2 separate regions of the Homo sapiens genome follow, and region 1 is linked to region 2. A link is an interaction called in ENCODE POLR2A ChIA-PET data of the cell type or tissue named here. Cell type or tissue: Caco-2. All regions are shown on one strand. Each heading gives the region's core, and the rest is flanking DNA. Links, peaks and the distances in the headings are about the cores only.

Region 1 (15,717 bases), core at 6,286-14,285, 100 kb after region 2:
CGCGTAAGTCAACTCTGGAGGACATGTCTCTTTCCCCTCCAATCTAGTCTCAGGCTCCTTGTTGGTGCATTCCTGGCTCCGTGCCAGGCCTGTACTCAGTCTAGAGGAGACTGGCGCTGGTTCTGAGGCAGTGAGCTCACAGCCGGCAGGAGACAGACGTGGAAACTGGTTGTGGATGATGGTGGTGAGCATGAGGCTTTGAGTCTGAACAGGGCAGACTGGGACTGTAGGAGGGCTGGGGTGGGCGAGGAAGGCTTAGAGCGGGGAGCTGGGTGAGGAAGAGCAGGGGCACTTTCAGGGAGAGGGAAGGTCAAGTGCAGAGTCCAGAACAGGCAGGCAGCAGGACGGGCATTGTGGGGCTGGGCATTGGGAACTGGAGAGGGCTGGGGCTAGGCGGATTGGGTTGGATGTCCGGGCCAGCTTAGGAATCTGAACTGGCTCCTAAGGGAATTTAAGCCAAACTTCCTTCTCTTCCTTTCCCCTTCTGCACCAGACCCTCCAAGCATAATAAAATATTTGCCTTTTTCAGAATGAATCACTCCCTGCTTCCTCTTTGTGGGAAACCTTCCTTCCAACTCTCCCTCCTTAATCATCCTTTGGGGTATCTCTCTTAACCCCTTACTGTTCCCCTCCCAGATCCTCACACTGACTCCCAGCTGACTCCCAACATGATCTGAACTTGGAATTAATCCATCCATTTAATAATTTGCCTCCACTACTTCCATAGCTCCCTGAGGACAGGTTTTCTGGCAGCAATGCCCAAAGTGGATTAGATACAAGTATACATGCTCCTTAACTTACAACGGGGTTACATCTGAACAAATCCATCAGAAGTTGAAAATATTGCAAGTCGAAAATGCATTTAATACACCTCAGCCTACTGTAAACTAAAAATCAAAGTCTAAGCCCCTTAACTAACTGAATGGGTGCCCCCTTAGTCAAGGGGATTCCAAGGTAAACCTGAAAAACAAGTTCAGGCCACGATGGGAAGGGAGGTCCGTCATGCCTCATTTTATCCTCCTCCTTTAGGAATTCAGGCACAGCTGACCAGCCTTAACTGAAAACAGAGATCTTAAGACTCACAAAACAGACTCTTCCTAGCAATAAGATACCAAATTCCAACCACACTCTAGTAGAGCATCACATGACAGATAGCAGGCCCTGAAAGAAATCAAAGTATTTTAGCCCAAAATATATTTTTCTGACAGATTTTGAAATGTCTCTGAAAGCTGTCTCTTGTGGGAAAATCTACATTCTATAGCAGGGGTGTCCAATCTTTTGGCTTCCCTGGGCCACACTGGAAGAAGAAGAATTGTCTTGGGCCACACATAAAATACACTGACACTAATGATAGATGATGAGCTAAAAAAAAAAAAAATCTCATAATATTTTGAGAAAGTTCACAAATTTGTGTTGGGCCACATTCAAAGCCATCCTGGGCAGCACGAGGGTTGGACAAGCTTGATGTAGAGAATCACCTTCCCTTCAGGTCTTTTTCTGATCCTGAAGAGATTAGCTGAGCATCTAGTAGCACCTTTTAAAGGTCTGAATAGAAAACATTTGCCATCTATTGCCTTTGAGAGTGGCCCTCTGTGAGACTTCATCTACATAATAAAAACCTTGGTCTCTAACAACTTCTTATCTCAACCCAGGCACACTTTTCAACTGATTTCAGGTTTTCGTTTTTTTTTTTTTTTTTTTTTTTTTGGTTTTTTGGGAGCGAGTCTTGCTCTTGTCTCCTAGGCTGGAGTGCAGTGGTGCAATCCTGGCTCACTGCAACCTTCACTTTCTGGGTTCAAGCGATTCTCCTGCCTCAGCCTCTGAGTAGCTGGGACTACAGGCATACACCGCCATGCCCAGTTAATTTTTGCATTTTTAGTAGAGGCGAGGTTTCACCATGTTGGCCAGGCCAGGCTCGAACTCCTGACCTCAGGTGATCCACCCGCCTTGGCCTCCCAAAGTGCTGGAATTACAGGTGTGAGCCACCGCACCCGGCCTTGATTCCAGGTCTTTAGATAGTAACTTAATGCTTTCAATTAACTGCCAATCAGAAAAATCTCTGAATCCACCTGTGACTCGGAGCCCCCTCCAGCCCCTGTGCCTTCCCCATCCACTTCAAGTTGTCCCGCCTTTCTGGATTGATGTCTGCCTGTAACTTATGTCCTCCTAAAATGTATAAAACCAAGCTGTAAACCAACCACCTTGGGCACAGGTTCTCAGGACCTCCTTGGGCTTTGTCACAGGCTTTGGTCACTCATATTTGGCTCAGAATAAACTCTTTAAATATTTCACAGAATTTGACTATTTTGTTGACACTGCCTAACACCATAGCTTAGCCTAGCCTACCTTAATTGTGCTCAGAACACTTACAGTAGCCTACAGTTGGGCAAAATTATCTAAGGAGGCAAAGCCTGTTTTAAAATAAAATGCTGAACAACTCAATGTAATTTATTGAATACTGTACTGAAAGTGAAAAACAGAATGGTTGTATGGGTACTTCAAGTACAGTTTCTACTAAATGTGTATTGCTTTCATGCCATTGTAAAGCTGAAAAATTGCATGTCAAGCCATTACAATTCTGGGGCCACCTGTAGGCATCCTGAGCCAGACTCCAGGTGAGAACTGAGGCCCGCCTTGGAGTAATGGGGGAATAGAAGAAAATGGCGGCTTGGTGATGAGTTAAGGACCGAGAATGGAGGGACTGGTTGGACACAGAAAGGGAAGAACCTTGTATAGAGAAGGGATTGTGTTTTGCTTTTGTCTTTTTTGCTGAAGTCTCAGCCCACTGCTCTTCCTATAACAGATGCCCAGTAAAGCTGGCTGAATGGAAGCAGAAAGGCAGTTGCTGGCTTGTGCAAGTCAGGGCTCCTGAGCCCCATGGGCATCTCAGAACGCTTGGGGGTGAGTGGAGTCCTGAAGCTGGCACATCAGCCCAGCTTGTGAAGTCCTTCACTACTGTGTACCTTGGGAAGTCCCAGAAAACACATCCTCCCCACCCCGCAAACCATGAAGAGCTAATGTCCAAGCAGCTTGGGTTATTACTGGTAAAGGACAAGAAGGCCATTATTCAAAGGGGAGGAATCGTGGTGTCTTCCAAAAATGGTGGCAACAATGTTTCTGGTTTCACATGTTCTTCCAGAACCCTGCCACTCTCCATCTAGAAGTGGGCTCCATGTCCCTTCTCTTTGATCCTGGGTGAGCCTTCATTGATCTCAATGAATAGGATATGGCAGAAGTGATGCTATGTGACTTCCAAGCCTAGGTCGTAAAGATGAGACAGCTCCCAGGTCTTTCTCTTGGGACATGAGCTGCTGTAAGATGTTCAGCTACCTTCAAGTCCCTGTGATGGGGAGACCACAAAAGAGACAGAGATCCCTGGACCCCTGCTGATCCACCCTTCAGCCCGGGCACCAGACATGTGGTTGAGGGGGCCTACAGATGACTCTGTCCCCATCCCCATCTGATTGCAACCACTTGAGAGAGCGGGAGAGAGTTGCCCAGCTCAGCCCCGTCATCCTTCAGAACCATGAGAGAGAACAAAATGCCTTGTGTTTCAAGCCATTTGTTTTGGGGTGGATTGTTACACACTAGATACAGGTGTGACAAAACAGGGAGCTTGTGCTTGGGAGTCTGAACTGTAACGCATACCAGGGAGCCAGGGATAGTAAGATACACCTGCTAACAGAGTCTCCCACCTGGGGGTGCCAGCAAGAGAATGGAGCCAACACTGAGAAATGCCAGTGTCAGGCCACCCAGCTGCTCTGCAGTTCCCAAGGTACCCTGGACCTGAGATGTTCCCACTGTCTCCCTGCTGATGTGTGGTTTGGAAAGGCACCTGAGCTAGGAAGCTGAGCAGACGGAATGGCCTGCCAGTGGAACCATTCTCCAAGAAGCAGGGAGGGCCCTTCTCCTCCTTTGCTGTGTTCCTCCCAATGCTAGTGGGAAGCTTGAAGCTCCCCTCCCACAGGCTCAAATATCCCAGCAATGCTGCCCTGACCCCGTACATGCAATGTTTTCTCCTTTCCTACAGTATTTACTCATACTTGCGGCTGGATTAGATTGAAGCAATGCTGGAAAGAATATTTAGTTTGTCTTCAGCAACTCACCTACTGATTACCACTGCTATTCCTACCTCCCATCCGGCCACTCCCTTGCACCAGGCTCCCCAAATGGCATTCTGTGTGCCCAGTGACCCCCACAGTACCTCCCCCTTCACTCCTGCTCTGCCAGTGGTTCTCAACTGGGGGCATTCCATGCACCCCCCAACTCCGCCAAGCCCCCAGGGGACATTTGGCAAGGTCTGCAGACATTTTTGAGTGGCACACGGGGGTGTGTGGGTAGAGGCCAAGGATGCAGCTAAACATCCTATAATTCACAGGACAGCCCCCTACAATGAACAATTATCCAGTCAGTTGTGCCAAGGTTGAGAAACCCTGATGGATCTCAAATCGTACCTGTTTTGCGTTATATTTCTTTAGACCTTTTGTTCTTTTGTTTTGCATGCTGACAGCTAGATACACGATAAACAGACCAAGCTACTGAAGACTGCTCCTGGCTAAATTTCACCCTTCCTGAGACAACAGCATTTTAACAATCTCCAGCAGACCTGACACCCTGTCCCAGAGAGACACATCTCTCAAGGTCCTAGGCAGCCCAAGAAGGCGGAGAGCCACATTTTCAGGCAGCTGTGGGTCTTCGCTTTGGAAGGGAGGAGAAGGAACCTCTGAAAAGCCAATTCAGGGCCATCCCTCTGAAACTGGCAGGGAGGGGCTTCTCTAGAGGAAATGCACACCCCGCCAGCGTGCTAGGCCTGCGAGAGGGTAGCTGATGAGTCACCCTGGGCCATCCCTTTGTTACTCATTTCAGAGTCTGGCAGCAGCCCAGAAAAGGATACCCCCAAAGTGGAATTCCCCATGCATGTACAATCATCCTTCATTTGTATCAGGGGCTGGGAGGGGAGGGGGCAGATCCTCCATTTTACTCATGCCCCACCCTTATTAACAAGAAGTCTTCAGCCTCCTTCCCTAAACTGCACACACATCAGAACTGTGAGCCACAGCCAGTGATCCAAACCACGTGTCCCAGGCCTTTCCTTTCCCTTCTCCCTGCCCTATCTGCCAGAAGGGAGGCCCTAAAAGGGAGGATGGGAGGGAGGCGAGGGTGCTGGGGCTTGACATTCACTCTTCCTCTCTCTAGTCCCTTGCCTGTCTCAGCCGTGCCCTGGACCAGAAGGACATAACCTGTTGCATGTTTTGTCGTTTTTGTGTCCCTGTTCCCTGCAGCCCTGACCCTCCTGGGCCATCGCCCCCACGGTCACTAGTCAATATCAGAGTTTTTATCTCCAGTACCCCAGCAGAGGTGGCTGCTCCTTCCTGATGGCTGCCCTCCCCCCAGGCGCAGGCAAACCCACCCTCTTCCTCCCCATCCCTGCTCTCATCACAGACCCCACAGAAGAAGGGAGGAGGAGGTGGAACCTTGCCCTCGGCTGCCAATTCCTGTCTTAAATTCCTGCTCTTCAGGAACTCTCCTTTCTTAGCTCCTGGAGGAAGCCCAAAGACAGTATCTATTTTCCTGACTTCCTGAGGGGATTCACAAAGCTGAACTACTAGTCTTGCTTGGGCTGGGGTAGCAAAATACAGGAGAAACATCATCCTGAGAATGGGCCCAACAAGAATGAACGTGGGAAACTTTCTCACTCGGATCCTGGTCTCCCGAGAGACGGAGGAAACCCACGAGGCCCTGGGTTCCAGTGGCACCTTTCTGTCACATAGTCTTAAAGTTCCCTGCATTGTAGGAAAAGAAAAAGAAAGGACGCAAACATCGTCATTGTTCCCATTTCGCAGATGGGTGAGTGGAAACTTATGGCTAGAGATCACAAGGTACTGGAAGCACGTGTATGTGCTGGGATAGGAGAGAGTCCACGTTCCTTGGCACTGAAGGGCCTCTGGCCCTTTGTGGGAAACATCAGGAGGCCATGACCATTGTGTGACCAAAGAAAATTACAGCAGGAAACTCCTCTGAGTTTCCGGACCTTCCCCCTGGGACACCACCTCCTCTGTCATACCCCTCTCCAAAACTTAGGTGGCCGCCAATGTCAAGTGCTAAAGCTGGGACCCAGTCGGGTATTCAAGATGTGCCACAATGTGTCTCCACCTCAGCGACGCGACCTCATTTGACAGTACTCCCCTCCAGCTGTACTGTCCCCAAAGAGAACGTGCAATCTGCATGGATTAAACCTTTACTATGTACCAGCCTCTGGAGCTCTGAGCTTTATATGTCTATTATTTCATTTCATCTTTACAGTCCTCTGAGGTAGACACAATTTTTTTTTTTTTGAGATGAAGTCTCGCTCTATTGCCCAGGATGGAGTGCAGTGGTGCGATCATGGCTCACTGCAACCTCCACCTCTCAGGTTCAAGCGATTCTCCTGCCTCAGCCTCCTGAGTAGCTGGGACTACAAGTGCATGCCACCACGCCCGGCTAATTGTTTGTATTTCATATTGTAGTTTTGTAGAGATGGGTTTTCACCGTGTTAGCCAGGATGGTCTTGATAGTAGGCACTATTATTATCTTCATTTCACGGATGAGGAAACTGAGGTGTGAAGAGGATAGTGATCCACTCAAAATGACAGAGCCAGTATGTGGCAGAATAAGAGGCCAGTCCCTAACTGCCAGACACCAAGTCCTCATTCGCTACCCTGATATTTACAGATGTTTATTGATGTAGGTTTAGCTGTTTGTTTTGAGACAAGGTCTCACTCCATCACCCAGGCTAGAATGTCATGGTGCAATCACGACTCACTGCAGCCTTGACCTCCTGGGCTCAAAGTGATCCTCCCACCTCAGCCTCCCAAGTAGCTGGAACTACAGGTGCACACCACCATGCCCAGCTAATTAAAAAAATTTTTTTTTGTGGAAATGGGTTCTCATTATGTTGCTTGGCTGGTCTTGAACTCCTGGGCTGAAGGGACCCTCCCACCTCAGCCTCCCAAAGTGTTGGGATTACAGGCATGGGCCACCATGCCCTGCCTGTTTATTGACGTCTGTGCATTGTTTGGCTCTGATGTGAATACTATCCCGCTTTGGAGAGTAAAGGCTGAGAGGCTGGATTCCAGAGCGCAACAGTCTGCTGCTGTGCAGTGCAGCAGCCACAAGGAACATGTGGCTATTTACATTTAAATTAAATAAAATTACAAATTCAGTTTCTCAGTTGCATGAGTCATATTTCAAGTGCTCCACAGCCACACAGGGCTAGTGCTGCTGTTTGGAGCAGTGCAGATATACACGGTTTCCATCATCACTAGAAGCTCTATGGGACAGGGGTGGTCTAGAAGTGGCCTCACTGCACACCTGCTGGCCAGGCCACCTCCTCCTGGGGCTCAATCATCCAGACAGTGTTGCTAGCCAGGACCCCAACAGACCTCATGGAACCCACGGTCCTTCATTTCTCAAATCCCCAGATGAGTGTCCCTTGGCTGGTCTTCTTGGGGACTGGTGCTGAACAAGGTGGAGATATAATTCCTCACAAACACCAGTCCAGCTAAAGCCAGATGTGTGAGGGTGCAGGGGGCTGTCGAGGAAGGTAACATTCTAAAGTCACAGAATGTCAGAAGTAGTGGGGCATCAGGAAAATCTGTTCCAACCTTCTAATCTCAGAGACAAGATAAGACAACTATGGCCGTATAGGGGCGTGGTCTGGCTCCTGGCCACAGGAAGCTGGTGGAAAATCTAAAGAGGCACCCAAACAGGCAAAGAGTCACCCCTGGATCCAGAGGCCCATGGGGAGCAGGCTGGAGCCCTGGAATCCCACTTTGCACGCCCTGTGGCTTTGCAGGAAAGTATATGGGAAATGGGGGATTCTTGAAGGGGGTCCCACTGCTCCTATTCCTGGAGAGGGGGCAGGGAGAGCTAAGGAGAGATTTGTTCTTCAGGCATCTGATGTAGCTGGAGACCGTGGGTACCATGGCCAAAGCTGAGGCAGCCAGGGTGGGACAGGGGCCTCCAAGCAACACAGCAGTGTTAGCAGTTCACCTGGACCTGTTGATGAGCTGTCTTAGATGCACGAAGGCAAGAGATGTCTCATCTCGTCTCTAAGATCTTAGATCTTAAGTGCAGAGGGAAGGCAGCTGGGAGTGTGGACGGCAGCCACAAGGGAGAAAAGTGCAAGAGCATTTACAACCAGAAGAGAAGCCGAGGGGACATGATGGCCCATGGACAATGTAGCCATGGACAGTGCCCTGGGAGGCTGGTAAGGGGGGTGCTGGGACTGGTGGTGAAGAGATCATTTTTAAGAAAAAGAATGGATTTACTTTCTCCATCAAACCAGCCAACATCTATTTGCTAGTCTTTAAACATTTTAACTACATGGGTACTTATTTATTTACTTTTTGAGATAAGTTTTCCCTCTGTTGCCCAGGCTGGAGTGCAGTGGCTCCAGAACCAGGCTGGAGTGCACGGCTCACAGCAGCTTCTACCTCCTGGGCTCAAGTGATCCTCCTGCTTCAGCCTCCCGAGTAGCTGGGACGACAGGCATGTGCCACCAAGCCCAGGTAATTTTTTTGTAGAGACAGAGTTTTGCTATGTTGCCCAAGCTGGTCCCAAACTCGGGTTCAAGCGATCCTCTTGCCCCAGCCTCCCAAAGTGCTGGGATTACAGGTGTGAGCCACTGCATACTTATTAAAAAGGCACCACAAATTCCAATAGACAGGCATCTTACAAAATCTCTGATCAATATTCCCCAAAACTGTCAAGGTCATCAAAATTAAGGAAAGACTTGAGAGACTGTCACAGCCCAGAGGAGCCGAAGGAGACTTGGCAACTAAATGAAACGTGGGGTCCTGGATGGGATCCCGGAATAGAGAAAGAACCTTAGGGGAAAACTAAGAGAATCTGCATAAAGCATGGACTTTAATAATACTGCATCAATGCTGATTCATTATAACACGTGTACCACACTGATGTAACATGTTAATAATAGGGGAAACTGGGTATGAGGTATCTGGAACTTCCTGTATTATCATCTCAGCTTTTCTATAAACCTAACACTGTTCTTAAAAAAAAGTCTATTAACATTTTTAAAGGTACCTATTATAAAAATGCATTTTTAAATTTATAATTTAAAAATTATTTGCCAGGTGTGGTGACTCGCACCTGTAATCCCAGCACTTGGGAGGATAAGGCAGAAGGATTGCTTGAGCCCAGGAACTTGAGACCAGCCTGGGCAACACAGTGAGACCCCATCTCCACACAGACACACACAAAAATTAGCCAGGTGAGGTGGTGCGTGCCTGTAGTCCTGGCTACTTGGAAGGCTGAGGTGGGAGGATTGCTTGAGCCCAGGAGGTCGAGGCTGCAGTGAGCTATGGTTTTGTTACTGCACTTTAGTCTGGGCAACAGAGCAAGACCCTGTCTCAAAAAAAAAAAAAAAAAAAAAAAAGAAAGAAAGAAAAAGAAAGAAAGGAAAAGAAATAAAAATTATTTAAAACACTTAAATATTCAATTTTTAAAATTGAGGAATGCACATCTGACCCCTTTGTGTTCATTTTCTCCCCATATGTTTCTCCTTCTGAGTTTCAATCTGTGTGTTACCCAAACACAGGCCACAAGTTTGTCTCTCCTCGTTTTGGCATTTCCACCCTTAGATTATGAAATTTTCAAGGACAAGGATCTGGTTTCCAACCCAACTTATTTTCTTCTCCTCCTTTTCTCTTCCTCCACCATCCTCTTTTTCTTCGGCAATTTGGCAAAAGGACTTTTCACATAACTGGAATCAGTAATGATAATCCTGGTCCCTTGAATTTGTCTGGGATTCTATAGTGTGCCAAGTGTGTTTGCCTGTATAAATCTCACTTTTCTCCACAGCCCTGGGAAGGGATCCTTATCATTATTCCCATTTCACAGAAGAAGAAACTGAGGCTCAGAGGGGTTGGGTCCAAATAAGTGGCTAATGAGTGGTAGAAGGAACAGGACTGGAAAATTCCCCATCTGGCTTGCCTTTCCCATTGGTCTTGTCCCTTCCCCACTCTCTGCTGAGCTAGGCTGTGGGGTGGGGCACCCTGTAGCTAAACACCTCCCAGTGGGTGCTCTGGGGGTCCATGTGACATCTTGAGAAGGAGGCAGGTTGACCCACCTCTGAGGGGCCCAGGGAACATTTGCTGGGTTACAATGAAATGGGGGTGTGCTGTTTCAACAGCCTTGGCAGCCTTGGGCTCTACCCCAGGAAATCAGAGGCCTGCAAGGTGACCTATGCCTTCCTGGCTGGGGTAGCTGCCTTCATCCGTGAGCTGTGAGGCTGTGGGGAAAGCTCAGTGGTGACCCAGTGCAAAGTAAAGCATCAGAGGTAGGAGCAGCTCAGCCTTGGAGTTTCCTGGGTCCTTGGGAGCCATTTCAAGTGGCAAGCACCTGTAAGAATGTGGTTATTACCCCACGATTTCAGAGCCATATTTAGCTGCAGGGTCAGCCAGTGGAGGCTCCAGCTGGGTCTCCAGCCCTTCCTCCAGAAGGGCAGATTTTTCTCTGCTGAATCAATTCTTACACAACTATATTCTGCAATGGAGATGGCTCTTGGTGAGAGCAGCTCTGTAAACATGGTTTAAATGACTTTGGTGAAGCTTGGAAGCTGAGCCTTCTGGGAAGGAGCGTGGGTGTTTGTGGATTAAACATTGCTGGGCAGCACAGTAAACAGGGCAGGGCGTTGCAAAGTGCACAAGTCTAAGAATGTCACCTGCCCAAGTTCCCTGGGGGAACTGAGTAAGGCTCAGGGTAGAAAGCGCAGGTAGAGAAGATGAATTTTGCTGAGAATGGTTCCTCAGCACAGCACTATGGCAAATTGGAGGGAGCATGGGTTAGGAAGAGTGTAGGATTCAAAATCAGACCAGGGTTCAATCCTTTGGCAATTACTAGCTGTGTGGCTTTACACTTACTCTCCCGTCTCTGTGGCTCAGTTTTTTTTTATCTGTACAGTGAGGTGAGAATATTTACTTTAGATTTGGGATGAGTACATGAAATACTGTAGTGAAAAAATGCTCTATGAATTGCATACTGTTATGCAGGTGATGGGTACTGTTATTACTCCTTCTGTGTGTAATAAAAGAATGATCTTGGCTGGGCGCAGTGGCTCACGCCTGTAATCCCAGCACTTTGGGAGGCCGAGGTGGGTGGATCACTTGAGCTCAGAAGTTCAAGACCAGCCTGCGCAACATGGCAAGACCCGGTCTATACAAAAAAATACAAAAATTAGCCAGGTGTGGTGGCGTGTGCCTGTAGTCCCAGGTACTCAGAAGGCTGAGGTGGGAGGATCACTCGAGCCCAGGAGGCCAAGGCTGCAGTGAGCCAAGATCCTGCCAGTGCACTCCAGCCCTGGGGAACAGAGTGAGACCCTGTCAAAAAAAAAAAAAAAAAAAGAGAGAAAGAGAGAAAATAAGGATGATCTTGTAGTGCTCTAACCCTCTAGCACAAGGAATGAGGAGTAGCTGGTTAGAAACCCGGGAATGGCTTTAGAATAGCTGAATACAAACTCATAGGGGGTGTCTGAGGTCACTCCATTTACCCTCCTTCCTTCTCCGTTTTTGGAAGAGACGGAGGTTCCAGATGGAAGTTCCAGGTAATTACTTGCCCAGTCTTCGGACTACCAACAGAGCTGAGTCTAGGCTCATATCTCTGGCCATGTCACAGAGTGTCACTGCCATGGCCTCTGTTCCTGGTGCTTGTGAGGCTGTTGGGATTTGGTGAAGGTCAAGGCCCCATCAGCACCCGCTGGCCAGGTGCCAGAATCAGGGTGAGAGTACAGTATACCACATTTCACAGATTGTGATCTAACTAGAGTCCTCCAAAATAAAAGGCTGAAAGAACAAAATGACCAATACTGCATTATACGCGCGCGCGCGCACACACACACACACACACACACACACGCACACACCCCTGAGAAATTACAGACTAGCTACTAAGAAATTTTTAAAAGGTTTACATTTCACCTGGTTTATAATTCCCCTGGGAGGGAAATTTCTCCCAGGAATGTTAACCTTTGCTATCTCCTCTCCAATTGGCCCAGTGGTATTTACACAGGACTTAAATCATGTATTTGTTGCTTACACTTTGGCACTTAAGGTGTTGTTAAACTCTGAAGCAGATGTTAGGCAGTTGCTGTGTTTGTTTCTGGATTCTCTCTCTTTTTTTTTGAGATGGGGTCTCTCTCTGTCACCCCGGCTGAAGTGCAGTGGTGCCATCTCTACTCACTGCAACCTCTGCCTCCTGGGTTCAAGCAATTCTCCTGCCTCAGCCTTCTGAGTAGCTGGGATTACAGGCACCCACCACCACGTCCAGCTAATTTTTTTGTATTTTTAGTAGAGACAGGGTTTGACCATGTTGGCCAGGCTGGTCTCTAACTCCTGACCTCAGGTGATCTGCCTGCCTCGGCCTCCCAAAGTGCTGGGATTACAGATGTGAGCCACTGCGCCGGCTGTTTCTGGATTCTCTAAAGCCCCCGGGGTTGGTCAAAGTTTCCATCAATTCCATTTTCTCTAATGAATAGATTTTCCTGGAGGATCCGCCTTGGGTGCTCAAGGACCTCTATCTTCTGTCTTTTGTGGGGCGAGAAGAAAAGAAATGAAAGGAGTGTTTTCTGCAGGTAAGAATGTGCTCTGGCATCTCAGGAATCTGCAGAGCCTGAGCTCAGACAAACTTTCCCGCCCAGCTCATGTTCTTCCTCACAGTCTGTCTGTCCTAATGATTCACATGATGCTCTGACATTCCTCAGGGCTAGAAAATTTTCCAGGTCCCGTCTTAGGGAGTCTAGCTCAGGAATTAAACATACCCTGGGGTCAGGGGTACCAGCCACCACTTTAGCTGTAGGAAGACCTCTGCATCCTCATCTATAAAATGGGAATAATCACGGTGCCTTAGAGATACATATTAGCTGTTATCAGCTGGTATTAGGAGTATATGAGTAACAGAACCTCTGCTAGGTGGGTGAGGACAGGAGGTACAACTCTAGTTGACTGATTTTGCTACTGATGAACTTGTCTGGGGAGCCAGCCAGCTGAGGCTGATGGCAGAAAATAGATTTTTGGTTTATCAGAGCAAATAATCTGCTCTAGTAATTATAGGCCCACATTTATTATGAGTAAAAGAACATTGAGGGCAGATTCTATGAGAATCTTAGATAACAGCGCCAGGCCCCATTGCTGGGACTTCCTAGAAGCTTTGGGAATTTTCATACTAAAGGTGGAGAACCCTGTGGGTTGAAACCTTCAACAAGGACTATCTCCAGAAACAAATCTGAACTCGGCTCCAGAAAGCAAGGTTTTGGACAATTCAGCTACTCCAGTTCATTTTACTTAAATGAGCGTTACAACTGTGATACCATGGTGAGCTTGTCTTGCAAACACTGAGAATGCCCTGGTACTATAACTTCCTTCAGCAGCGAGCATTAGAGTTTCCTCTTTCTTTACACTGAGTCACCTTCCCTGGTTCCTGAACCTCACAGAACTGATGTCTCAGTGCTGTCATTGGTCTGGGGGAGTCCTCCCACCTAGTCCTCTGCCCAGAGTGTATTTCGTGAACCACTGGTAATGCTGGCTCCAGGAGGTGCATACCAAGGGGTGGCTGACATCCAGAAGCCCCCTGGTCCTCCTAGTGGCAGCATCTCTGTAACCTCAGCAACTAGCCCTGTGCAGGGGACACAGGAGGCCTCATTTGTGTGCCCCAGCATGGGGCTGAGGGTAGAATCATTGCCCGCTAGGGCCAAGAAATTCCATGGAGCTTCTCTGCAAATAGAAATTGCCAAGCTGCTTGGGAAGGGAGAGAAGCCACAGGTTGTCCCTCATCTCTTCCACCCACAGCCTTACAGACAAGATCCCCCAGCTTGCTCTGAATCTATCACTTACCCAGGGCTCCTTGGCAGATGTCTGTGCGGGTGGCTCCTCCAATGATAAACTGGGGGTCAGCGCAGATCTCCTGGGAACGAGACCCACAAAGTGCTGTTAGCCTACCAGCCAGGTGCTTCTGCAGCTAGGATGCCTCCATTCTCAGTGGGGTCTTCTAACCCCTTCTCCCCTTCCCCTCCCCTCTGGGGAAAGTGTGTCATCACAGTCAGAACTCTGTGTCATGAGGTCCTTCTGACCCCTGCTCCCTGGGCCCTGATGGGTGGATGGGTGGTCCTGTCTGAGAAGGGCAGGCATTGGACCCTGCACACTCTGGACTGCCTGGAGCCTCCTTCATTGTGCTGTGTCCCGGGGGCCACAGCAGCAAGTCCAGCCTTTTCTGCCAGACGTGGAGACCATCCACACTCTAGAGCCACCCTATCCACTGGGTTAGCATCCTCTCTCCTCTGTTACTGCATGCAAGTTGTTTTGCTTGCATGAAATTCCTTCCTTTCCCACTCTCTTCCCTCCTTTTCCATATTGCATCATACCTTGAGGCTCATTGTCACCTCCTCCGTGAAGTCGTCCTAGTCCAATCCTCACTCATCCCTTCAAGTCTGAGTCCCAGAGTCTCTGGACTCTGCAATTTACTACTTAGGTATTACTCTGATTTCCTAACACATACCCTTTTGAGGGCAGGCGGGATCTAACCCTTTTGAATTCTTCCATGGGACCATGAAACTTACAGCATCTATATATTCTGTACCTGCTTACATCAGAGACTGTGCTCAAAGCTTTACCTCATGGAATGGGTATTATCCCCCTTTTACAGACGAGGAAACAGCTCAAAAAGGTGAAGTGACGTGTCCAAAGTTAACACAGTTCACAGATAATAGACAGCACTGGCATTGGAACTTACTGATCAAATGCGCCAACTCTTTCTGCTCCTGCCCTGCCTCTAATTGATTTAGTACCAAGCGTTCAAGGGTGTTAAAACCTCAGGGGCCATTGTCATGAGCAGCCTGATGGAAGCCAACCTTGAACACTTCTTAGCCCTTTCAGCAGCCCTCTGAGTGTGTTTCGATTCTGAAGAGCCCCACCCAAAAGCCACAGAGGAAGTTGGGGCACAAATTTGAGCCTCTCTGGGCTCAGGCAACCTTGCCTTGAAGGAGCTGCGTCTCATGTCTGCTTGGGTTGCACACGCCTGCCTCCACCCAACGGCCCTCGGCATGCCCACTCTGTCAAGCAGAAGTATGCCTATATGAGACTTGGATCTAGCCCCTGTTCATTCTAGCTCAGATTGTGGGAGCTCTTCCGGAAGCACCATCTGCCGCAGAGGACATTCCCTTCATGCCTCTGCCTTGTTTCTCTCTGCTCCTGTCAGTTTTGGGGATGGCAGAGAGAATCAGAATGCTCTTCTGCTGAGGCAAAGGAAGCCAGCTTGGCCCAAGGCCTGCCAGAGAGCTCTTATCCAGCTGATGGAATAGATTGGGCTTGGTGCTGGGAGCCTGTTTATTATAAAGAATCACACTGATAATCCTGAGTGTGCCAGGCACTTACTCCAGCAGGGTTTTTCCATTATACTTCAGAAACTTTCTAATGCCTTTAGCAGCCTCTCTAGAAAAGTCAGAGTTCAGAGTGGTGCTAAACACCTAAGCATCTAAGCGATGCTTCAGAAAACTGAAACTTGTGCACGGCATGTAGGGCATCGAATTAAATATGGGTCTTACCAGTCAGTGAAAAGGGGCTGAGGGTTTGGGCTTTGCTGCATTATTCTGATAACCTAGGTTTGAATCCTGGCTCTGCCACTTATTATGTAGGTCGTAGGACCCTGGGAAGTCACTTAACCTTTTGA
Region 2 (8,000 bases), core at 1-8,000:
TTTGCTTGGTTCCTTATGGGAAAGGAGCTAATGAAGTCATCTTACATTCTTGAGAATATGGTATTTAAAGAACATATAGTGTCAGGAGAAGGCATTTTGGAAGTAAAGTTATGACAGATAATTTAAAAACATTATTTCCTTATGCTTACTATTAATTTGTGCCTGTTTGTTGAAACCTCGTCTACCTCAGTTCATAATCATCTTTTTCATTTCTGAATTTCCATTTTACCCACATTCTCATTCATGTAATAGAGTACTAAACATATAAAAATATATATATAGCTTTTGAGACAGGGTCTCACTCTGATACCCAGACTAGCATGCAGTGATCTCCTGGACTCAGGTGACCCTCCCACCTCAGCTTCCTGGGTAGCTTGGACTATAGGTATACGCTACCATGCTTGGCTAATTTTTTGTGTTTTTTTGTAGAGACAGGGTTTTGCCATGTTGCCCCGGATGGTCTGCTCTCAAATTCCTGGGCTCAAGTGATTCCCCTGCCTCTGCCTGCCAAAGTGCTGGGATTATAGGTGTGAGCCACCATGCCCGGCCTGAGATTTTTGTATCTCTCACATACTAAGCATACGGTGGGCTCTTTTTTTTTTAAAGTGATATATTCACATACCATAAAATTCACCCATATAAAATGTACAATTCAGTGGTTTTTAGTATATTCACAAGGTTGTGCTGCTATCACCACTAATTACAGAACATTTTCATCACCCGAGAAAGAAACCCCATACCTTTATCAGTCACTCCCTATTCCCCCTTCCTCAGTTCTTGGCAGTTATCAACTTTTTGTCTGTATGCATTTGCATATTCTAGACATTTCATATAAATGGAATTATATGCTATGTGGTCTTTCATGTCTGGCTTCTATCACTTAGCGTAATATTTTCAAGGTTTATCTGTGCGGTAGCGTGTATCAGTACCTCATTCCTTTTGATGGCTGAATAATATTCCATTCTAATATAGTGGACTTTTAAGATGTGCTTCTTAATTGCTTGTTTTTAATCATTCCTGACTAAATTTGAGGCAAGATAGTGACCCAAGAAAAACAGTCTCAACAGATATTTGTCTTCCATATCTCACGGTAAGGATCCAGGGAAGGCACAATGTATATGAATAAGAATGGTATGTGGTTATTTTCATCATTGATTGCTTAAAAAATCAATTTTATTGTGCACGTGGTACATTCTAGAAAATTTAAACGTAGATAAGTTCCTAAAAATTCACTTAGTCATCCCACCACCAGGGCATAACTACTGTTAATTTGGTGAATATAGTTTCAGGCTTTTTTCTGTGCCTGTAGATGTGTATGCATAATAGGATACAGTGAGCACTGTTTTATAACAAAACATGTGTAACTGAAATATTTTTAATAAAAATGTTTCATTTTTTATTCATTGCCTTCAAAAATATTTTGGTATCAGATGCAGGAAACTTCTTAGATTTAACAGTTTTATTTTTTATCTTTAAAAATGGTGGATTCTAGGCCAGAATTGTTTTCTGAAGGACTTAGTTGATAGAGTAGCCTAAAATTTCTTTTCTAAGTAAAATTTTCAACATGCTGATAAAAACTGCTTCACCAAAATGAAACAGAAGTGAATTCATTTTTTTATTAGACAGAAAATTCAATTACTTTTTGAATAATTCTTTTTGTAATACAGTAAATTTGTAAAACAAAGATAAAAGGATGGTAGCAATAAAAAGAACATGTGTGCCTGCCTGCATTTTCTCATGTTAACATGATAGGTTAGTGAAACCAGCCTCTCTTTTGATTATTTTTCTTATTTTTTTTTTCCTCTTCCAAGTAAAGGAAGGAAAAGGGAATTGATACATATTGGAAAAAAATAACCTTTATAACTTGAGGATATACTTATATCTATAGTTAGTTTCCTGTCAACACCATTTTCCCTCTCAACTAGGTCATTCCCATCAATTAAAATGGTCTGTAAAAACTCTCACCTTGAGATAAAAACAAAACACTCCTTTTACCCTGTGTCTCCCTTCCCTAGATGGCTCCATTTGCTCTGCCTTGGGTTAGGGCAGAACACACTGGAAGAACTAGTTGTCTGTACTGTGCCTCTGCTTCCTTCCCTCAGGTTCTCTAGCCTGTTCCAGCCAGGCCCTTATTCCCATGACTCAGTGCTGGTCAAGGCAGTCAGCAGCCTCCATCTTGCCAAATCTGATTGTACACTTTTGCATCTTCCTCCCTCACACGCTTTCTTTGCTTGGTTCCTGGTGTCCCGCACTCTTCTGGACTTCTTCCTTTTTTTGGTGGCTCTTTCTCAGGCTTCTCTGCTGAATCCTTGTCCTCCGTGGGACCTCTGGAGGTTGCTTGGTTAGCTTAGGACACAGTCCTCAGCATTCTTTCCTGTCTCTAGCTGGCCCTAGCTGCTCTCATCCAGGCTTAGGCTTTAAATGCCTCTGCATGCTCATCTCTTGCTTTCTCATCTCAGTCAAACTTGCATATTAGACGGCCTCTTCATGTCTCCGTTTGAATGTTCCATAGGTGTCTCATATTTAACATAGAGGCCTCATTCTGTGGGCCCTTCCCAACCTGTTCCTCCTTCCTCACTTTGTACCTAGTGCTTAGGTAGCAGATCCAGAGTCACTCTTAATTTCTCTCTACTTTCAAATCCCACATTCTGTCCACCAAGCGAGTCTTACTGGCTCTATCTTCAAATAATAATCCAAATCCAGCCATTTTCACCACCTTTGCTATTAATTTGCAGTCTGTGCTACCATCGTATCTCATTCCGTGTGTAGCATTTACCTCTTAATTGGACTTTCATGCCAGTCCTCCTGTAGTTTGTTCATATAGTGATTTTTTTTAAGGGCATAAATAGCTACCCCGTTCAAAATCCTCCAGTAACCTCTTACTTTTGAAAATTGAGATATAATTCACATACCATAAAACTAATCATTTTGAAATACGTAATTCAGTGGTATTTAATGTATTCACAATGTTGTGTAACTATCACCACTAATTCCAGAATATTTTCATCACCCCAAAAAGTAGCCCTGTACCTATTAGCAGTCACTTCCCATTTCCCCTTCCCGCAGCTCCTGACACCCAGTGATCTACTTTCTGACTTTAATGATTTGCCTCCAGTGGGCTTTTAGATTAAAATCCACAGTCCTTGCCCTAGCCTTAGACGATGGTTCTCAGGACGTGGTTTCTAGACCGGCAGTATCAACATCACCTGAGGGCTTGTTAGAAATGCAGAATTTTCAGTCTCCAACCCAGATCTATTGATTTTGGAATTCTTGGGGTGGAGCCCTGCAATCTGTGTTTAATAACGACCCTCTGTCCACACCAAAGTTTGGGAACCTCCAGCCTATAAAGACATGCATGATCTGGCTTTTGCTTGCCTCCTTGAATTAACCCTTTCCTCTTGCTTCGTCTGCAGTGACCTTCCTCTTGTGCAAATGTGACAAACTTGTTTCCTTCTCAAGGGCTTTAAATGTGTTGCCTCTGGTTGGCACATTCTTCTCCCAGACCTTAGCTGGGCTGTGTCCTCACTTCCTTTAGATGGTTGCTCGGTTGCTCAAGAGTCCTCTGACTGCATAGTACGGAGAGGAGGGCTCCTGTGCTGAGTGTCTTTTTTTTGCCTCTCTGCATTCACTTTTCACCTTCCTCCACCCTGCTTTGTGCCTTAGGAGGTTGACTTCTCTAAACTGCATCAACCGCTTCCCTTGCCATCTGGTAGGTAGTTGGGTTTGTCCAGTGGGGAGTAGTGGGTGGACATGAGAGGGAAGGAGCCAGGTTGTGGTGTTTATTTTTTTGACTTCCTTCCTGTGGGCTGGCTGTGTCCTTCTAACAGCTTTCTTTCTCTCTCTTTGAATTTTGTACTGTCTGTAGTATTACCTGTTTAGTAAAGATTATTTTTACATTAGAACAGAGACATATAGCAGATGATCTGTAAATACTGAATGAATGAAAATAATGTTGAAACAGAGGTAGAATGATGGTAGCAGGATGTAAGCTGAAGATATGAGTGGACAACACACTCTCTCATTTGAGAGTATATAGCTGTGCTACACGCTACATGCCATACCGTTTAGCAGTACCTGAAACAAAACTGACCGTGAAAATAAATCAGGTGAGATGATGGATTGTGGGCAAAATGTTGCTCTAAAAGACAGAACTAGAGGCAGTGACACACTTGGCACCGTGTGGTCCAGATTCAGGAGAGTCTTTACCTGTATGCTCTCAAGGAAGGGGCTCAATCTTGGTTTTGCCACTTAATAGCTGTGTGACCTGGGTGAGTTACTTAAATCCCTCTGTGCTTCAGTGTTTTCATCTGTAAAATGCAATCACATTTGCAGGATTTAATACTTAGTGTGTACTTGTTACACACCAAGCACAGTTCTAGGCGCTGAGTCTACAACACTGAACAAAGACAAAACCTTTGACTGTATGGAGCTTACTTTCTAGTAGGAAAGGCAGATAATAAAAATGAGTTAAATAAATATAACATATGACATGTTAGTGACTGTGCTAAGGAGGGAAATAAAGCAGAAGAATGGGCTAGGGTGTGTGTGTGTGTGTGTGTGTGTGTGTTTGGTGTTGGAATTCTAGGTAGGGTTCCTAGGTAAGGCTTCACTGAGAGGGTGACATCTGAGTAAAGGCGTGACGGAGATGAGGAAGGGAGAGTTACACTGGCATACAAAGAAGCGCATTCCAAATAGAGGAACAGCAAGTACAGAGGCTCCCACCTGGGAACATGCCTGGTGTGTTTGATGAACAGCAAAGAGGACGCTGATAGAGCACAGAGTGAGGGGGGATTAGAAGGAAATGGGGGCCAGATCATGACTACAGCAGACCTTGTAGGCTGCTGTAAAAATGTTGACTTTTACTCTGGTACCTAGTAAACATTTACTAAATAGTAGCTCTTAGGGAACTTTTTTTTTTAAAAATTAATTTTAAGTTCTGGGATACAGGTGCAGGATGTGCAGGTTTGTTACGTAGGTAAACGTGTAGCTATTGGGGAACTTAAAGACTCATTTTGAAGATGAGGATGCTGAGTTTCAGAGAGGTGACATTACTTGCCTAAGGTAGTCTAACTAATTATGAAGAAATCTGGAGTTTGAACTAGATCTCCTGCCTGGGAATCGACAAAAATAGCGTGTTGCTGGCCCAGCATCGCGGACTGCAGTACAATTACTAAAATCACCGCAGAGCTAATCTCCATACATTACAGGTAGAAGCGGGGTCAACTCGTACACTTACTGTTCATACCAGTGTTAAACCTGTGGGAAAAGTAACCATAAATAGAACACATCTGTCATCATTCTTATTTTTAATTGTACTTTTAAATAAATGAAGCTGTTGGTTTTCCAGAAAGTAAAAGATCAGATCTCTGTTAAAGTGTGGGTAACTGTGGTTAAATGGAGCATTTCCTAGTATTTTCTTTCTATAAAGGACAGCTTAAAGAATAGAGGATAGATCAGAAAAACAGAATTGTACCTTTCTCATTTCAGTAGGCAAATAGATCACTTATCTGAGTCTTTTTCTTCATTTATAAAGAGAAAATAACACCTGCTGTTTATCTGAGAGTTGATGTAAGTTTCTGAGATAATGTGTCTGAAAGATGAAGTTTACAGAGGTAAGGTGCTATCTTACATAATAGGCTTTTATTTGTTGATAAGGTGTGTGTTTAGCATATACTCTGTATTTCCAGTATTTCTGTAACTTAACACCTCTAAGCTTCATATTTACAATGAAAAGTTACTATTTTCAAAGTGATAAACTTCAAAGCAAGTTTTTGCATCGGTAGGGAGTATGGAGAGGGAGTATTTAATGCTAAAGTGTACATTATTTGTCTCCATCACTGAATATGCTGTATACTTTGGGAGCAGCAGACGAGTGTACTTCTGTGCTTTGTTAATCGTTTTATTTTTTCAATGATTTAGTCAAGGCTTTATGATTTTTGTGTAATAATTTTGAGTGCTGCCTTGTTGGCTAAGTTGAACTCTAGAACTGTGTACCTTTATGTAGTCAAAATGTGAAAAGCCTGAGATAATTAGCTTGAGAGCTTTTGAGCTCATACTGGGAAAGTCTACAGTGTTTTTTTATTTTTCCATTAAAAAATTGTTTCAACAGTGTTCACTATTTTAATTTTTCTGGATTACCCTCTGTTATACCTGTTCATGTGAGTTAACAGCTTTGGTTGCAGAATGTGGAGGCTTGGACTGGCTTGAGTGCAAGGGTCCGCTCTTTCTCTCATGTATATCTCCTCTTTCTCTGACCAATTCTTGAGGCACCGAGTCTGATGTCTTAGCCAGTTTCCATCATCATCCCTAATCCGGTGCTGCCTTTTCCCAAGCAACATCTTAATGCAGCTTTCTCCACTTGGGGGTAATGGGCAGAGACATTTAAGTTGGAAGGGGAGTTGTGTGACTGTTGGTAGGCCCTCCAATTGCTGTGTGATGTCCTCCTGTCATTGTGGTCATAGGGTATATCCTACTTATTCTGCTTTTTTGCAGTCTTAAAACCCAAACTTTTCCCAGTGCTTAGCATAGTTTCATTAATGATTTTAAAAGACTAAACTTGTCCCTCAAGTTTATGTTCCATAGGTTATGCATTCTCTTTCTTTGATTGGAATTATTTTCACAGGATGTATTCTCACTGTGAGGTAACGCTTTCAAATTATTATTTTTTAATCCTGATACATACTGACTTGCATGGAGTTACTCATTGAATTGAATAAACATAGAGCCTTACTAATTTGCATCACTGTCGAAAACTTGTTTCCTGTTTCACTTCGTTTCTTCAGCATTGGAAATTAACAAGATTTTTTTTTTTGTAATTTAATAGGTGTGAAAAATTTAATTCTTTAGTAGCAGTGTTTCTAAGATACAGTGTCTTTTTTTACTAGGAGAAAGATTGTCAAGATTGTTAGGTTTTTTTGTTGTTTTTTTTTTTTTGAGTCAGGGTCTCACCCAGGCTGGAGTGCAGTGGTGCAGTCACTTCTCACTACAGCTGCGACCTCCTGGACTCAAGCAGTCTTCCCCACTCAGCCTTCCAAGTAGCAGGGACCACAGGCATGTGCCACCATGTCTGGCTGATTTTCTTTTAATTTTTGGTAGAAACGGAGTGTTGCTTCGTTGCCCAGACTGGTCTTAAACTCCTGGACTCACATGATCTTCCCGCCTTGGCCTCCCAAAGTGTTGGGATTACAGGTGTAGGCCACTACACCCAGCCTATTAGTGAGTTTTAAATGTAAACCTTCTGTTGGTCTCAGTGTTTATATACAAGGTCAGGTAGGTGTTAACATAACAGCTACTCATTTCTACTTATACTTTGTTAATGAAATCTTGTACTTCAAAGTAGGTATTTAATTTGCTTAAAACATTTTAGAAGTACAATTTTTTGGCCGGGCGCAGTGGCTCACGCCTGTAATCCCAGCACTTTGGGAGGCCGAGGTGGGTGGATCACCTGAAGTCAGGAGTTTGAAACCAGCCTGGCCAACATAATGAAACCCCGTCTCTACTAAAAATACAAAAATTAGCCAGATGTGGCATGGCGTGGTGTGGTGTGATATGGCATGCGCCTGTAATCCCAGCTACTCGGGAGGCTGAGACAGGAGAATCACTTGAACTCGGGAGGCGGATGTTGCAGTGAGCCGAGATCATGCCACTGTGCTCCAGCCTGGGAGATGGAGTGAGACTCTGTCTCCAAAAAAAAAAAAAGTACAATTTTTTGAATAGGTAATATATGTACATTATATAAAGATTAGGTTTATACAGAGCTGCCCCACAAGCTCTGTTCCCTCCTGCTTCCACTTCAGAAGCAGCGTGTTACATTCTTACGTGTCCTTCCAAAAAAGAGACTGTGCATAAATAAGTATATATGGATGAGGTTGTCGCATCAACCTTTACAGGATTGACAGGAAGATATATTTGTAGTATGGGTCCAGCATATATAAGTATTTGGCAAACAACATGAATAAAACTGGCAAAAACAGATTTAATTTGAACTGATGTGACTGTAT

What was found. Peaks named below come from ENCODE experiments on the same cell type or tissue, not always from the same donor. Only the 100,000 strongest peaks of a DNase experiment are listed, where the experiment ranks them.
Region 1: POLR2A ChIA-PET joins it to region 2 with 10 read pairs; 4 of 35 experiments call an interaction of 5 or more read pairs at or near these places.

The regions. Positions count from the first base shown.
Region 1 is chr1:223,716,001-223,731,717 of GRCh38, reverse strand. It overlaps CAPN2 (calpain 2), which reads right to left. Exons shown (of 21, transcript NM_001748.5): 2 at 13,887-13,956. Among named protein-coding and RNA genes, the nearest start is that of CAPN2, 11 kb to the right of the region's middle. RefSeq lists enhancers at 1-189, 3,567-4,227, 12,112-12,959, 13,125-13,294. In Caco-2, for the core only: no CTCF peak of the experiment used is centred there; DNase peaks (open chromatin) are centred at 10,537, 11,907 and 12,687.
Region 2 is chr1:223,821,594-223,829,593 of GRCh38, reverse strand. The region is part of intron 1 of TP53BP2 (tumor protein p53 binding protein 2); the gene reads left to right. Among named protein-coding and RNA genes, the nearest start is that of TP53BP2, 20 kb to the left of the region's middle. In Caco-2, for the core only: no CTCF peak of the experiment used is centred there; no DNase peak of the experiment used is centred there.